Linked DNA regions of Homo sapiens: region 2 is linked to region 1. The links are chromatin loops, found by intact Hi-C in ENCODE. Cell type or tissue: CD4-positive, alpha-beta T cell. All regions are shown on one strand.

Region 1 (2,500 bases):
AGGAAGGAGTTTAGGATGTTGTCTTAGCTCAGGATACTATAACAAATATAGACTGGATAGTTTAAACAAAAGAAATTTGTTTCTCACAGTTCCGCAGGCTAGGAAGTCCAAGATCAAGGTGTTGGCTGAGTCAGTTCCTGGTGAGGGCCTTCTTCCTGGTTTGCAGGTGGACATCTTCTTGCTGTATCTTCACGTGGGTAGGGGGAAGGGGTCATGGGGAGGAAAGGAAGCAAGCTTTCTCTCATCTCTTCTTATAAGGTCACGAATCCCATCATGAAGGCTCCCCCTCATGGCCTAATTACCTCCCCAAGTCCCCCATCTCCAAATACCATCACATTGAGGATTACAGTTTCAATATGTGAATTTTGGGGGCATATAAACGTGATTTATAGCAGATGTCTTCCTGTTTTTGGCTTGGGTGCCTGGATGAATACAGGTGCCATTCAACAAAAGAACCAACTTTTTTTTTTTTTTTTTTTTTCTAGGCAGGTCAGGCTTATGTAAGATGAAGATTTTTGTTTGGCCACCTTGAGTTTGAGATACCTGCAATTTTTGAGATACCTGCAAAACATTCAGGTGATGAGGTCTAGTAGAAAGTGAGTCTGCACCAAAAAAGAGAAGTTCTGTGCTGAAGAGTGTGATTAAAGATTATTTGGCTTAGGAGTGAAGGCTGAAGTAATGAGTCTAAATGAGACTTCGCTAATTGCTTTGACTTTGATTATGTATAGTCTGCCTGTTCATTCTAAGTTTTAACATGACAGACCCCAAATTTCAAACAGCAGTCATCTCGAGGCATTTTATTAATATGGGTACAAAGGATTCTCAAGTAAGAAATATTAGCTGTCCATTTAGAGTTGGTCGTAAACTACATTTTACAGTCTTTTCTTGCTTCCCTCTAGGGCGTTGCCTAGCTAAGGCATTAGTTATTTCTATGTCTGTGACAGTCTTCTCCCAAACAAATATTTCATGCCAGATTGTGCACGTTTGTGAGATTTCCCAGTAAGGATGTTGAAAAACAGAGTGCACGAATAATATTTCAATGAACAAGATTTATACATCCCTGAAACAGCATTTAAGAACACGCACCCATCTAAAAATGGAAAAATGCTTCAATATATAAAGCAATAGATTTGTACATACAGTTTTTTTTTTTTTTGGTAAATATATAATACCTCTTAGGAACCACAAGAATTCTTAAAGTTATACTATGGCACTCCTGAAAAATAAGTGACTTAAAGGAAGGAATTCTAGCTTATGATGGCACTAGGTTCCCTTCCCCTCATGTAGGCTCTCCTAACTAATCAGTGAAATAACAATAAATTCACAGAAAGAGGCAAACATTAATAATACTGAAAACTAAGTCTGACAGAACGTCTGTTGGCAAAATTCACGTGAAATTTCCCTAAGGCAGGTGGAACTGGTTGAAGAAAACCAATGTTTTCTTGGTTTTCAGTGGTACGGCGTGGTGATTATAGTTAACAATAATGTATACTTGAAATTTGCTAAGAGAATAGATTTAAGTATTCTCACTACAGGAAAAAAAGGGAACTGTGTGAGGTGCTAGATAGTTAATTAGTTTGATTGTGGTAATCATTTCACAATGTATGTGTGTATATTTAAGGTGATATCAACATCAGTTTGTACAACTTAAATATATACAATTTGTATTAGTTAACAATACCTCAATAAAGCTGGATTAAAAAGAGAAAAAAACCTATTGGTGGCTTCTTTTGGCTTTCCCTTATTAAACAGAGAGGCCTCAATGACTGGAAAGATGACAGGAAGACCCATTGCCCCTTCCCCACTCTCTGTCACCAGCTTAGAGACCAGGTCAATACATCCAACTTGGAGCACGCCATTTACTGCCGGAAGCATCTGTAATCCTTCTCTTTTCACCCCATCTTTTTAATTCTGTTGAGAGATGACCACTCTCAGAAACGAGCAGGACAGGAAGGTGGGTAGGTGGGTGGAAAGGGGTCTATAGAAGATGCCACTTCACCATTGAGAAGTGTACTGTGGTCTTCATAAGGACAGTGATTTTGTAGTTGCTTTGAAAGTATTGCAATAACAAAGCTTACTGGATAGTGTAGTTTTTCTGGCAGGGTATTGGTGACAGAGAAGGAGGTAGGGGGATAAGAGATGATTTCATCTGAATTGCCCTAAAACCGTGGTACATGGTATATAATAACTTACAACTGGGAACCTGGCTTGGAGCTGTACACATCAACTAGCCTTGAACGCAGATCTGAAAGTGGAATTGAACCCATACCTTTATTTTTAGCTCAGTCCTTCGCGTTGTAGAGAGGTTCGAGATCCAGGTTGCCTTAATCAGTGATCACATTTGCATCTCTATGGAAGCGGGAAGGCAACTAAATCTGGACAGGCATCTGTCACTTAGCAATGAACGAAAACATGGCTGTTTCTCAAGAAAACGGGAGAGTGAGGAAGAGGGGAGAGCATGACATTTACATGGGAGGCTTTTGGAAACTACTAACACATG
Region 2 (2,500 bases), 630 kb after region 1:
TTCAGGTCACTGTGGTAGAACCCTTCTCCTATATTTAGTTTCTGTAGCCATTTATGTGACTGTGATTTCTGTTAATCAAAAATAATGGCTTTGACCTGAATAAATTATTTACTGATGTAATAAGAAAGTCAAGCAGAATGATTATTCTAGTTCAAAAAGGCTAAAATTATAGGTAAGTCTTCACTAAACCCAAAAGTCACTGATTTGTTTAAATTCTACATTGTGAGATTAAACAAATCTCAGTCACTTCATAAAACCCATTTTCACTTCCCTGCCCCCAACCTTTTTTCCCCCACATGCTTGCCCTGCTTTATGGAACAAACATTGATGAATGAGAGACAGAAGGCAGGAAGGATCCAGTTAAAAAAAGTGCCTTAACCTTTCCCCTCCTGAGGGAGGATTGTTACCCAGTGGTTTCACACAGCCTTCTTGAGATGTCCTGTGTGACTAAGCAACCAACTGCATGTACTGGGATGCTATAATCAGCTTGGAAACATACCACCATGGATCTTCCTCCCTCTGTCCCTGCCTCTGTTCTCCCTTTTCCTTCATTATTGCTTTTCTAGTACTGCAACCCCCAAGAAAATTTTAACATGTGAGCTTGTCTCAGGCACTGTTTTCTAGAAAATCTGAGCTACGGCCGTCACTTATATTTTTAAATATTCATTATACAAAATTTCATACATATACGAAAACCATGGAAAAGTACAAAGAACTCCCCTCATCATCTAGATTCAATAATTATCCATTTTATTTTCTTATTTATGCTATCTCTTTTTCTTCCTTCTTTTTTTTTATGTTGAAGTATAAAGTAAATTCCAGAGAGTATGTCATTTAACTTCAACATACTTCAGAATGCCTCTCCAAAAATTATGGACATTTTCTTACATAATCACAATGCCATTATTACACCTAATAAAATAATATTTCTTTGGTATCATCTAACACCAGTCCATAGTTAAATGTCCGTGATTGTCTTACAAGTCTTTATAGTTGTGATGTTTCAATCAGGATCCAAATAAAGGTTCACATCTTACATTTCATGGCTGTATTTTTTTTAACCTAGGCTTCTCCTGACCCATTCCCTCTCCTGTGTGTCCAGTTATTAACTTGTTGTAGAGACTACATCAATTGTCCTAGAGAGTGTCCTCCATTCTACTCCATTCTAGATTTACCTGTTTCCTTCTTTGTGGCATCTTTTTTTCTTTTTTTTTGAGACAGGGTCTCACCCTGTCATCCAGGCTGGAGTGCAGTGGTGCCATCTTGGCTCACTGTAACCTCCGCTTCCCGGGTTCAAGCGATTCTCCTGCCTCAGCCTCCTGAGTAGCTGGGATTATAGGCACGCACCACCATGCCTGGCTCATTGTTTATTTTTAGTAGAGACAGGGTTTCACCATGTTACCCAGGGTGGTCTTGAACTCCTGGCCCCAAGTGATCCACCTTCCTCGACCTCCCAAAGTGCTGGGATTATAGGTGCGAGCCACTGCGCCCAGCCTCTTTGTGGTGTCATTTAACTTATTCCTGTAACCCTCATGTTTTTTGTAAGCCTGTAAGTGAGAAGTCAGTTTTAAGGCTTGATTAGATCCCATTCATGTTTTTTGGGTGATAACATTTCATAGTTGTGCTGAGTGCTTCAGATGGCATTAGATCAGGAAGCACACAATGTCTGGAGTCCCACTTGTAATGACAGATTATTAGGCTGAGGTAGTGACGGTCTGATCTCCATTGTGAAGTTCCTCATGAACATTTCATCTGTTGGTTTGATCCATTGATGATGGTTGCCTGAATCATTTATTAAATGCAAGATTGCTAAATGGTGGGTTTCCAATTCTGTTGTTTCATATTTATTATAAAAAACAACTTTCCCTCAACACCAATTTGGTTTTCTGATATATAGTTTAATCAGGAAAGATACATCAGAAAATTTGAATTATTTTCTTTTAATGGACAATTTTAGAATAAGGGCTTAATGCTAGCTACTTGCAATAGTGTCCAGTGGATTTTTTTTTTCCTTTTATTGACCTCCCCTTTTTGGAACATCATTAAGAACTCATGAATTTTTATATATTCAGTATGTTTCTAACAACTGCATCCATTACTTTTTTTGATGCTTAAATTGTCCATCTTTGGCCAAAGGAGCTATTTGATATTGGTTTCTGTGTCCCTTTGACACATTTTGTTGTTAATGGATTCCCGGCTTTGTGGGACAAGTTATCCTATGCTCATCTTGTGTATAACCTGACCCAGATCTGAAGTCAGACATTTGGTTGGTCAGCTCTAGTTTCTTTTAGTTGGAAATTGTATTAAAAAACCCCAAACTGGATGATTTACATTATTTTTATTTGTAATAAAAATGAAAGGTTATATATTTAAAATTTTATTCCAAGGTAGTAAGTTTAGAATCAAGTATTTAGTTCATAAATAAAACTGTAATTGCTTGTTTTGTTTTTGTTTTAAGCTCGCTTTTAAATTATTTTTATAAAAGGGGATATACCTTGTT

The links. A loop is a pair of places that touch in the nucleus more often than their neighbours do. Peaks named below come from ENCODE experiments on the same cell type or tissue, not always from the same donor. Only the 100,000 strongest peaks of a DNase experiment are listed, where the experiment ranks them.
Region 2: it touches region 1 in a loop (7-fold over the local background); 9 of 110 quality-filtered maps call a loop at or near these places.

Annotation. Positions count from the first base shown.
Region 1 is chr7:112,195,952-112,198,451 of GRCh38, reverse strand. The region is part of intron 1 of DOCK4 (dedicator of cytokinesis 4); the gene reads left to right. Among named protein-coding and RNA genes, the nearest start is that of DOCK4, 9.2 kb to the left of the region's middle. In CD4-positive, alpha-beta T cell, no CTCF peak of the experiment used is centred here; no DNase peak of the experiment used is centred here; H3K27me3 peaks cover 384 bases.
Region 2 is chr7:111,566,551-111,569,050 of GRCh38, reverse strand. No RefSeq gene overlaps it. Among named protein-coding and RNA genes, the nearest start is that of IMMP2L, 5.3 kb to the right of the region's middle. In CD4-positive, alpha-beta T cell, no CTCF peak of the experiment used is centred here; no DNase peak of the experiment used is centred here; H3K27me3 peaks cover 436 bases.